2 separate regions of the Mus musculus genome follow, and region 2 is linked to region 1. A link is a contact called in ENCODE Hi-C or POLR2A ChIA-PET data. All regions are on one chromosome and are shown on one strand. The core of a region is the stretch at or near the end of the contact, and the rest is flanking DNA. Distances in the headings are between cores, read along the strand shown.

What was found. Hi-C counts contacts between places; a loop is a spot of excess contacts on that map. ChIA-PET counts read pairs that join two places held with the same protein, here RNA polymerase II (POLR2A).
Region 2: a map of heart shows a loop between it and region 1 (5-fold over the local background). The contact joins the enhancer-like site here to the promoter of Sap30 in region 1. A Hi-C loop is called at or near these places in 7 of 37 maps with a recorded cell type or tissue (gastrocnemius, heart and left cerebral cortex). POLR2A ChIA-PET finds 5 or more read pairs at or near these places in 1 of 5 experiments (Patski).

What each region holds. Positions count from the first base shown.
Region 1 is chr8:57,484,859-57,491,164 of GRCm38, reverse strand. Sap30 (sin3 associated polypeptide) reads left to right here and starts at 3,305. Exons shown (of 4, transcript NM_021788.2): 1 at 3,305-3,913; 2 at 5,530-5,655; 3 at 6,025-6,123. The coding sequence starts at 3,599. 2500002B13Rik (RIKEN cDNA 2500002B13 gene) reads right to left here and starts at 3,202. Exons shown (of 4, transcript NR_126553.1): 1 at 2,972-3,202; 2 at 698-825.
Region 2 is chr8:57,527,209-57,533,287 of GRCm38, reverse strand. Galnt7 (polypeptide N-acetylgalactosaminyltransferase 7) reads left to right here. Exons shown (of 12, transcript NM_144731.4): 10 at 562-660; 11 at 1,558-1,686. Among named protein-coding and RNA genes, the nearest start is that of Gm51574, 10 kb to the left of the region's middle. Within about 2 kb of position 2,432, at least 1 of the 3 ENCODE cell types and tissues checked has a DNase peak (open chromatin) inside an H3K27ac peak, as active enhancers do; it is heart, where a contact is called at or near this core.

The sequences.
Region 1 (6,306 bases), core at 2,056-4,555:
AAACTATGGGTGCATTTTAGAGCAGATTAGACACATCTAAACAAAAGAATGTATGACTAAGGTTAGGTTAAAAGAATCCAAAGGGGAGCTGGGTGTGGTGGCGCATGGCTTTAATCCCAGCACTTGGGAGGCAGAGGCAGGTGGATTTCTGAGTTCGAGGCAAGCCTGGTCTATACAGTGAGTTCCAGGATAGCCTAGGCTACATGGAGAAACCCTGTCTCTAAAAAACAAAAAACAAAAAAACCAAAAAAAAAAAAAAAAAAAAAAAAAAAAAGAATCCAAAGGGAACTTATAAACAAAACAAAGCTGGGTGGTGGTGGTGGCAGCAGTGGTGGTGGTGGCAGTGGCAGTGGTGGCGGCAGAGGATTTCTGAGTTCAAGGCCAGCCTGGTCTACAGAGTGAGTTCCAGGACAGCCAGGGCTACACAGAGAAACCCTGTCTCAAAAAACCAAACCAAACCAAACCAAACCAATCATTGGCGTAGGAAACATACATACACACACAAAAAAACACTATAGAAGGCCTGATGTGTACTGATTTGTAGTCTGAGATGGGGAGAAAAAAAGAAAAAAAAGACATGGGAAACAATACAGCCTAGAAAATCTAATATTGATGTCTTAGGGTTTTATGGCTGTGAACAGACACCATGACCAAGGTGACTCTTATAAAGGACAACATTTAACTGTGGCTGACTTACAGGTTTAGAGGTTCAGTCCATTATCATCAAGGCAGGAACATGGCAGCCCCAGGCAGTCATGATGCAGGAGGAGCTGAGAGTTCTACACTTTCATCTGAAGGTTGCTATGAAAATACTGGAGGAAATTCCTGGAGGAAGATAGAATGAGGGTCTTTAAGCAAAAGCCCACAGTGACACACCTACTCCAACAAGGCCACACCTCCCACTATGGCCACTCCCAGGGCTCCCACTATGGCCACTCCCAGGGTCAAGAATATACAAAACAATACAGTCAGCTCCCTGGCTCCCATAGGCTTATTTAAACAAAGGAGTCTATGGGGGCCACACCTAGACATAGCATAATAAAAGAGTGCTTTTAGTCCACATTCCAAAGTCCCCACAGTCAACAGCAGTCTCAAGAATGTTAAAAGTCCAAAGTTCAAAGTCTCTTCTGAGATTCATCCACTCACTTAACTGTAACCCCCAAAGCAAGACTGGAAACCAGCAGGGCAAACTCCAAAGCCTGCATCTCCTAGTCTGATGTCAAAAAGCCAAATCTCTAACTCCTTCTACATCTTTGTTGACTGCAACAAATTTCTTTCTCCTGGGTTGGTTCCACTCCCTGTTAGCAGCTTTCCTCAGCAGATAACCCATGGCTCTGGCATTTTTGAACATCTTGGAGTCTCCAAGGCAACTTAAACATTACCGCTTCTTGTTCCAGTATCTAGGATCCACACATGATCTTCTGGGCTCTTCCAAAGGGCTTGTGTCACTTCTCCAGCTCTGCCCTCTGTAGCATTCTCTGTAGCAGATTGACTCCACTCCACTGTTGCTGTTGTTCTTGGTGATCATTCTATGGTACTGGCATCTCCAATATGTTAGGGGCCTTCAGCTGCAACTAAGTTTCACCTCTCATAGGCTCTCTTCATGGTGCCACGCCTCAAATCCTTTGCATAACCTCTTCAGTCCTAACCCATCAACAACTGAGGCTGCACTTTCACCAATGGTCTTCCCTGGCCTCTCACAGCTGCTCTTCATGACCCCTTCATACCTTCAAAACCACTACCACTTGGGTGACACTTATACATTACCAAGTACAGCTGCAGTACAGGGTACAAACTTGGGTATCTCGGAAACACAGCTTCTTTTGCCTTCAGAAAACAACTCCCAGACGATTTCACCTCTGTGGTATTGATCTCTTCGTAATCACTGCTAATTTCTTAGCTCCAGCTAGCCAGCATCAATTGTCCTAGTGGTGCCTTCTATTCTTGACTCTAAAGCCAGCCACATAGCCGGAGCACCTGAGTTCTGCTACTTGCTGAGGCTGGAATGTGGCCCCTTCTTATTCTATTACCAACTTTATGTTTTCCAACTCCTTCCCAGCCTAAGCTTAGCTGTCCTGGAACTTGCTCTGAATATTGACCTTGAACTCAGAGATATGTGTGGCTCTGTATCATTAATGCTGGCATTAAAGGCATGTTCTACCATGACTGGATTTAAACTTTTCTCTATTTGGAACTTGCTCTGTTCCAAGCTGGTCTTGAACAATGAAATCTGCTTGGCTTTGTCTCTTTGGATTAAAGGTGTGAAAGCTTGGGCCTAAGTTTTTCATGACCTCTGTGACGATTATATATATATATATATATAATCGTCACTGAATTGGTTGAATCTAAAACAGGCTTTCTCAAAACTCTTCCACTTGAAATAAATTATTTTTGCTTAAGCTTAAGTCTAATAATTATCAGAGGTTCAGGGTTGGCATGGCCACGCCCATTCTTCCACCCCGCCCACCACAGGCACAGGCAAAAATACACATTACGCGAGCACAAACACGTACCCAGGCGCGCACGCGCGCAACCCCCCCCCCCCCCACACACACACCCGCGGCACACACAAGCACACATGTACGCATGCATATGACTCAAGAAAAGAGGTTTCTCGATCCTCGTCCCCTACAGCCAGGGCTAAGTTTTGATGAGTAGTCTGCAGACGTGATACTAGTGTGCTTCCTTTAAATGGTCTTAAACCCTCTTAGATCCGTTTGAAAGGAATCCAAGTGGCAGTAGAGGCGACAAGCAGCCCGATGCCTGCCAACCCGTCGGCACACGAGTATGCCAAGGACCTGCCACGCTCTAGAAGTCAGCTGCGGTATGGAGATGGAGATGAAGGACTCTCCGCCTAAAGAGCGCTAGGTATCCCGAGTTTTCTTTCAATAAATACCAAACAGCCCGTAAACTTTTTCTCACTTAATTCTTACTACCCCCCCCCACCCCCCACCCCCCCACACACACACACCATTAATGCTTCTTCCCAGGAGTCAGCTGGCGGTCTGAACACTAACTTTGCGAAACAAGAGGAGCTAAAACCAGCCCTTGCTCGCAGGAGAGAATAGAGGCGAGAAAACACGGTAAAAGCCTGACCTCACAGTCAGACTTGCCCGGTGCTTGGAATGGAAAAAAAAAAAAACTAGGGGTGGCTCGCCACGCGACGCATGCTGGGATGAGTAGTTTGTCCCGCTGGTCCCGCACGTAATCAGAACAGAGCGCAAGTTAGCTCCTCGATCAAGAACTACCATTCCCGTGGGGCCGCGCGGCAGGTGTGGGGCGGGGCCAGAGGAGGGGCGTCTCCCTCGCGCAGGTTCTGGGGTTGAGAAGGAGGCGGAGGAGCTGCGGTCCAACTGCTGAAGTCTCCATGTGACAGTGAGTGGGGTCTCCTTTCTAGGCGCCACTTCACTCCTGATCACAGTCACAGGACCTGGTAGCTATTCCAGCACCGACAGACCGGCCGGCCCTGGACTCTGGGCGTCGGACCGTGCCGCCACCAGACTTGGGGTGCGGAGTGAACGGCCGCCCAGGGGAAGGAGGCGGAGCGGCGCGGCGAGCGGGGCTCTGTAGCGGCGCCGGCGCCCCCGAACTGGCAGACATGAACGGCTTCACTCCGGAGGAGATGAGCCGAGGCGGGGACGCGGCCGCCGCCGTGGCCGCGGTGGTCGCTGCTGCGGCTGCCGCCGCCTCGGCGGGGAATGGGAACGCAGCCGGCGGTGGGGCAGAGGTACCCGGTGCCGGTGCAGTGTCAGCTTCTGGGCCACCTGGAGCGGCCGGTCCCGGCCCTGGGCAACTCTGTTGTTTGCGGGAGGACGGTGAGCGGTGCGGGCGCGCGGCAGGCAACGCCAGCTTCAGCAAAAGGATCCAGAAGAGCATCTCTCAGAAGAAGGTGAAGATCGAGCTGGATAAGAGTGTAAGTGGCCCAGGGACCGCCCTGCCCTATCCTGCGTGCCTCGCCGGATGGTTGGCGGGGTTCACGAGTCTCGGGGATTGGGTTGCAGGTGGGATTAGTGGTTCTCTGATTGAAACAAAGTCCCTGCAACTCCGGCCACCTTCCCCAGCGCGCGCTCGCGCAGTGGTGCGGGGCTCCTCCGCCCCTCGCCCGGACTCCCGCTGCCTCGCGTGTCTCCCACGCCAGGCTTCCCTCTTCCTCCTTTGCTGCGATCTGGAAACGAAACAAAGGGGACCGCAGCACCGAGGGCCCGGAGTAGTTTTCTCGCAGCCGGGCAGTCCCTTCTGGAATGGAGGCGCCTTTGTTTTGCTGCCAGAGCCGGTGTCTGCCCTAGGGAGCAGCTTCGCTCCTCTAGGGAAAGTAGAGTCTGGCTGGACCCCACAATTCTCTCTCTCTCTCTTTTTTTCCTTTTTGTCTTTTCTTTTTTTCTTTCCTCCTCGTTGTTCTCTTTCTCTTGAACACAGACAAGCAAGCTGAGCTCACCAGTTGCCTTACAGGGAGATAGATGATTGTAAACGTTGTTTGCGGTGTCAGCTCTTCGGGCAGCTGCTCCGAACCAAGGCTGCAAATAAGCCTCTGCGGTTTTACAGCCCTCTCGGCAGCCATCGGGATTTCTTTTTCTGTCTTTATGCACGTCTGCTGTTTTGGCCAGCTATGAGGTTTCAGAGAATTCCATTGCTACTTTTCAGAGCTCTGACTGATGGCAAAGGAAGAACAAGATACAGAACCTCCAGACATCCTGTATATTTTTAACTTACCCTTAGCTTAGAAGTCAATTTAAAAGCCTGTTCATTCGGCCTTTAATTGTAGCCTTAAAAGGGGGGGGGGGGAGAGTGTCAATCAGCTCAGTATTTCCTAGTCCACTGTATATACAGCTCTCAAATCCCCGAGTAATTAATTTTTTTGAAAAGTTTATTTGTGATTCTGTTTAGGCAGGTTTCTCAGTAGGGTCCATGAGAAACTTTGCAAGAGAACATGAATAATTTGCTTTAATTGAAAACACAAAATACAGAGAAATATATTCGCTTAATCCTTAAAAAGAAACCTTAGGGTTCAAATTTAAACATAGGATATGAATTCAATGTTGCATTTGTAAAGAAATGCATACTTTGTACCTGTAGAATTTCACTATCTAACAGATCAATCAGAAAGCATGTACCTACGAGTAATATAATGCTGCTCTCAAGCTAGAGAAAATACAAGGACAAATTTGTGGGCAATGCCACCTCTCCCTTTTAAGTTAAAATCAGCAGGAGCTAACTTATTTAGGTCACCTTCCCTGCAATTTGATGACAAGACCCAGAGAATTGGAATTTTTCTTCCTTTCCTGCCTGCCTGCCTTCTCCAAGATACTACCCGCCCGCCCACCGCTTCCAATTCCTCCCCTCCCCCATTTCCTTAACAGTATCGCCAGATTGCTAATGTTACAACATTTTAATAGTGGAAAGAAACATTGCATCTTCTGAACAGTGGCCTGTTAAGATGATTTTTAGTCAGCCACCTGGGCCTATGCATTTTACTAATACTTAGCTGCAGTTTTTCTGGACTCACAGTCTTTGAAAATTTTTCCTTTACAGGCAAGGCATCTTTACATTTGTGACTATCATAAGAACTTAATTCAGAGCGTTCGGAACAGAAGGAAGAGGAAAGGAAGCGATGATGATGGGGGAGACTCGCCTGTTCAGGACATCGACACTCCAGAGGTAGATGGCAGGCTTTTCCCCATGTTATATGTAAATCATAAGCATGCTGGCAATCCCAACACCATTCTGTAAATATTTGAGCTCTTCTTTAACTGTTTAAAGCATCTGAAAAATCTCAAAAGTTATATACAGTCAGTGAAGATGTATTTATACTAATATTAAATCTCAGACGACATTCTTACAGCTCTTGACATACAACTTCCTCTTTTGTTTCTCCGGAAGTTTACAATATGTATCCCCCAAAGATGGAACTGTTTAATAAAGTACAGGTCTGAGTGTGTAAATGAAGTCATTGTGTGAAGTGTCATAATACAGATCAATGATATCTTTTCAACAGAGTGAACTAACTCATCTATTTTTTTTTTCTAGGTTGATTTGTACCAATTACAAGTAAATACACTTAGAAGATACAAAAGACACTTCAAGCTTCCAACCAGACCAGGTCTAAATAAAGCACAACTTGTTGAGGTATATATAAATAAGCTTTATACTGTTTAAACAATCCTGTTCACACCAACAAGGTATCATTAAGTGATGATGAAATAGATGAATGTAGTATATTAAATAGTATATTGCATGTAGTAAAGTAAAAGTTAATAGGTGTATTGTGGAATGTAGTTGTTTAGAAACATCTATCTGCCACCTAGGAAA
Region 2 (6,079 bases), core at 1,183-3,682, 43 kb before region 1:
GGTGGTCCAGGGGACTGTGACTTGCTCATCTCCATGGACTCAAGAGCTCGTATCCTCCTCAGAACCCACAGAATCAGCACTAGATCCGAATGGTACAGTGACCTATAATTGAGATGAAGACAAAATTCCTCTAAATGTGATTATTTTAGCACAAAATTCTATCCCAAATGAGCGGAATGGCTATTTGCTTTTGCCTCCATTTAACCACTCCGTGGTAGTTAGAGGAGAGCCACACTGTGTGCCGTTATCCTTGTTCTGAGACACCTTGAGTCCCCTCCCCAAGAAGTGCTGCCCAGCCAGTGAGAGGACTGAGAAAGCAGGGTCTGTTCCGTGTCCAGAGCGGCTGTCTGCCCCCAGTGTACTTACAGAGCTCGCCTCTCTGTGCCTCTCAGTCACATGGATGCTAAAACAGACCTACAGGTTGGTGATACTAGTTACAGCCCGGCACCACAACAGCCCTGAACTCCGTGACAGTACATTGAACTTGGAAGTCTCACACTCGGGTGCTGGCTTGTTACAAACCATACTGTTTCCTGTGTGTTGGTTCTCTTCATCCTTTAGATCCGAGGCCTCGAAACTGCATACTGTATTGATAGCATGGGGAAGACGAATGGAGGCTTCGTGGAGCTAGGACCCTGCCACAGGATGGGTGGGAACCAGGTGAGTCCCCTTCCTTCAGGGCTGGTCAGCACTGAGATCCACCAGACTCACTGGTCACAGACAGACGAGTTTAGTTTGGGTTTGGGTTTTGGTTTGCTTGTTTGTTTTGTTTTTAAGATCCATCTACCCATCCATTTGTTATGCCTGCATATATGCCTGCATGCCAGAAAAGGGTGCCAAGACTTCCTTATAGATGGTTGTGCGCCACCATGTGGTTGCTGGGAATTGAACTCAGGACCTAAAGAAGAGCAGTCAGTGCTCTTAGCCTCTGAGCCATCATCTCTCTAGCCCTTTGTTTGGTTTTTAATTTATTAATTTTGACTTAATAAAAAATGTTCAGTAAAGCTAAAATATTTCACTTAAATAGGGAAATGTAGAAATGTCTGCACACAAGTGATAAAAGTATGTTCTTGTGGGAACATGGGAACGTATACTAATGATGACTGAGTAAGCCTAACCCCTAAAGGTTTGCAAATGGGGTTTACTAAGTGAAATTGGTTTACTTCCGGTACCGGTAGGTATTTTACACAAATATTATTTTACACATATTCTCTTGCTTCCTAATGTAGGGATTTTCATATGTCTAATTTCAGTTGTGAAAAAACTATTAGGCTTGCTTCTAGCTTTTAAATTTTTTTTTGTTGTTGGTAATGATAAATGTGTTAATTACCCATTCTGTGTATTAGAGGCTTAAAGAATTAAGAGTGTAATTCTTATATTGATAGAAGTCTTCACTAATCTCAGAATGACAGTAGTTCTTGTCTGCAGACTAGAGGTCTCCAACATGGACAAAAATTATAGAATAAGTTATTCAGGTTAATTATAGGAGTTATATTTCATCCTTTTCATAAAACATGTGTTGGCGAGAAAGACATCTCCATTTTGTTTGTTCAATAGCTTTTCCGAATCAATGAAGCAAACCAGCTCATGCAGTACGACCAGTGTTTGACAAAGGGGCCTGATGGATCCAAAGTCATGATCACACACTGTAACCTAAATGAATTTAAGGAATGGCAGTACTTCAAGGTATGCCGTCGTCCAGCTCCCGGGATTGCCTATGCTGTCGCGTTGTCAGGAACAAGTAGCCAGTAGAATTTAGATGGATAAATCTGCAGACCAAGTGTTCACATGTGTGACTTGGACTTCCAGCGTGAGTTATTTACACCTGCTTGCTTGGGTGAATCACTGAGCTATAATGAGGTATCCCTTGTGTTCCCTGGAGCAGGGACATCATGCAGCGAGACCACCGTGATAGGCATGAAGAGTCAGTGCCAGTCTCAGAAACTCGCGAATGCTGGTGTTCCAGGAGGCCGCTACCAGCGCCGTTTTCAGATCTAAATCCAATGTTAAAAATGTGAATGAGTCAAGGACAAGCAACAAACTTAGACCATTAAAGAAGAAAGTTCTTGCCTCTTGCTGTCCAGCAGGTGGCGGTAGAGACAGGCAAATAAGAAATGGCCGCTGAGCCTTCCTGTTTCTTCACCTTCTGCTGACTGGAATAGGGGTTGGTTGTTTTAAAGGTCAGATTTATTCACACGACCCTGCAGCCCTTGGAGCTGCTTTTCTGTTAGGGCTGTGCAGGTTTAAAGCTTTCTGGCAAGATTGACCATGTTAATGGATTAATGTATAATTTTTTTCCTTTGATTGAATTTTCTCATAGATTTTTTCCCCCTCACATAACATATCCTGATTATGGTTTCCCCTCCCTCTGCTCCTCCCAGTTCCTCCCACCTCGCCTCCCGTCCAAATCTGCTTCCTTTCTGTCTCTCATAAGAAAACAGACGGGCTGCTAAGGAATCATAATAAAACAAAACAGGAACTAACATATCAGAACAGGACAAAACAAGCAAACAGAAGAAAGAGACCAAAGGGAGGCACAGGAGTCAGCGACCACTCGTTTGCACACCCGGAATGTATAATCTTCAAGGTGTCCGTTGGGACAGAACCAGTCAGTTTGTCTTGTTATGAACTCAAACATTAGCCAAGCCTTGCAAACTGAAAGGCTCGGAAGAAGGCCTCCATTCTAATCATGTAATGTTTGCTCTCCCACTCCCGCTCTGAAGGCATTGTTCCTTCCTTAGAAAATATTCCCAGGCGCCATCTCGTGCATTCTGAGCACGTCAATTGCCGAGTTTTATTTTTATGCACTGTCACTGTTTGTGTCCTGTGTGTGACATGCGTGAGGAGAGAGACACTCCGGCCCTGTGCCATGCACGCATGTCCTGAGGTCAGAGGACAACTTTGAGCAACCTGTTCTCTCATCCACCTTTATGTGGGTCTCAGGGATCGAACCTGGGTCAAGAGGCTTTGAAACAAGCGTCTTAACCTGCTGAGTTAGCTCTCAAGATCCGAAAACAAATTTTAATAACGAGTTGGAAAAGATATTAGAGAATCCTGACAGGTTGATAGTGTTTATTTTCACAAAAGAAAATGAAGAGGAACCACTGGTAGAGACCTGTGAGAAGAGCAACTTTTAAAGTAGAAAAGAGTAGCAGTCATGAGTGGCTTTCTGGAGGCTGAAGCAGGAATGTGAGTTCAAGGCCAGCCTGGACTACATACTGGGACCCTGGGTCGCTGACTCTTGTGATTTCTTGGGTTTCCTTCTGTTTGCTTGTTTGGTCCAGTGTTGGTTCATATATATATATATATATATATATATTATTATATGTAAGTACACTGTAGCTGTCTTCAGACACACCAGAAGAGGGCATCAGATCTCATTACAGATGGTTGTGAGCCACCGTGTGGTTGATGGGATTTGAACTCAGGACCTTTGGAAGAGCAGTCAGTGCTCTTAACCATTGAGCCATCTCTCCAGCCCCTGGTGTGTTGGTTCTTGTTTTATCTTACTTTATTACCACCCCTTCGAAGCCTGGCTGTTTTCTAATGAGAGACAGACAGGGATCGGATTTGGATGTGAGAGGAGGTGGGAGGAACTGGGAGGAGCAGAGGGACGGGGAACCGTAAGTAAGATACTACATAGGAAGACCACACGAATGGATATTGGCTGGGGATAGAACTCAGAGGTACCACATAGTAATTTAATCCTCAGTACCAACCCCCAAATTAAAAAAAAAAAATTAAAAACTAGAATCTACATGTTTTAGGTATTTAAGACACTACACATTTGTTCATCTCCCCAGTGACAGAGTATGAGGGTGTGGAAGCTATCTAAAACATGCTGTTCTATAATGTATAGATGAAAAAAAGATGCAGTTAAAAATAAGCAAAAATGTTTTAAGGGAGGGAAAAAGAGAAGAACGTAGGTGATTGTTTCTGGTCAGTTTTCAGAGAGAAAAACTAGATGAGCAGAAATCCAGCATTAAGAGTCTCAGGAGAATCTGAGGACCGCACTCAGGTTGTCCCTAATGTGAGCTGACATTCTGTGCAGTCGCCATAGGAAACAGTGGATGCTGTTAGGAAAGGGATTGTGACATACGGGTTGCTGAGAAGATCATTATGAGCCGAGTCTACAGATTTCCTGGCTTCAGCATTCCCCCTTAAATCTTAAGGGTAATTGAAACTCACTCAGTACTGTTGTGCTAGCCTGGAATCTCAAAACTCGTGAGGCCAAGGTAGGAAGGCTGTGTATTTGAAGGCAGCCTATGCAACAAAATTGAGACCCTTAACAGTAAAAAGATAACCAACACTCTTCCCAAATAGCTCTCATGTAGGTTGTTATTAAGAGTATTTCTGGGATTGGAAATTAAATTGCAAGAATTTGTAACCTTTTTAAGTTTCAAATTATGCTAAATTAATACATTATACTATTCACTAAGTTATAAAGATCTCCCAAATGCTGACATATTCCATTGTACAATATATATTTAAAAATTAGAGCCGGGCGTGGTGACGCACACCTTTAATCCCAGCACTCGGGAGGCAGAGGCAGGCGGATTTCTTAGTTCGAGCCAGCCTGGTCTACAGAGTGAGTTACAGGACAGCCAGGGCTATACAGAGAAACCCTGTCTCGAAAAAAAAAATAGAAATATAAAACTTGTTTTGTTAGAAAAGTCTTTAAATTGTGTAAAGTCTTCATAATAGTGGTAAATTTTTCAAAATTCTGATTTTTGCTTGAAAACTAGACAGACAGTGTCGAGTATTTTTGGGTTTGTCTGTGTGAGTATCTTACACCCCCCACCCCACTCCCCTACCCTGCTTTATTTTGGTTATTTATTTATTTATTTATTTTCCATTTGTTTGTTCATTTTACATCCTAATCACTGCCCCCTCTCTCCCCCCAGTGCCCCCCCCACAGCTCCTCCCAGCCTGCTTTTCCTTCCCCCTTGGGTATCAACCTACCCTGGCACACCTGGCCACTGCAAGACAAGGTGCATCCTCTCCCAGTGAGGCCAGACAAGGCAGCCCAGTTAAGGAAAGGAATCCACAGGCAGGCAGCAGGTTCAGGGACAGCCCCCTCCTCCAGGTGCTACATGGGGTTCCTTAGTGACAGACAGTGTCCAAGTGTGAAGAATCATAGTCTGTTGACAGTGGATCAACAAAGTAGGTGGTAGCCCTTCCTGAGTCTTTCTCAGGGCATTGCTGAGTCCTGCCATGTGGAAGCACTCGGTTCACACTTTTCATTTCACCTGAGTGGTTTTTAAAGGATACACCATGGTCCCGTTGTAACTAAAGATCAATAAGCTCCGATGGGCCAAAGCCTTTAACCCCAGCACTGGGGAGGCAGAGGCAGGAGAATCTCTGAGTTTGAGGCCAGCTTGGTCTGCAGAACTAGTTCAAGGACAGCCAAGGGGTACACAGAGAAGCACTGTCTTGAACCTGGCTCCCCATGCCCAAAAAAGGTCAATAGCATAATTTAACACCATCTTTGTAGGCATCCTTCCATGAAAGTGTGGCTTGTCTCAGGCGAGTGCTGGTAGGACTGTTGGCAGTTTGCCATCCATCCATCCATCCTTGATTGATGCCCGAATTCCCATGGTGACTGCTTTTGTTGCAATGGTACATATGTCAATTCAACTCGAAGGGCAGCAAATTATCTCCACTGCATTTTGAAAATAAGTTTTGCTTAGACACCCAATCTTGCATAGTCTGAGGCCCTTTCTTTGAAGAGCCAAGAGCTGGATTGGAGAAATCAACAGCATATGATGAAGAATGTATTAGAGCAGGAGACAGAGGTGAAAAAACAGAAGTGAGAACCACTGAAAGCGTTAGCCGTAGAGAACTGGTATCCCGTGAATGAGCGGGGTGAGTAGCTTCCTTAGGACTGGAAAGCTGGGGTTGTCTTTAGCCAGACTAAGAACGAGAGACAGAGGCTTGGAGGGAGAGATACTGAACTTCAATTAGTGTGTATTGAGTTTGACGTAGTTCAAATGGCATAACCAAAAGAAAGGGCTAAGAATACTGACATTCAAGGCGTGTGCAATGTGCTCGAATCACCTGCTATGGAAGCCGAATAATG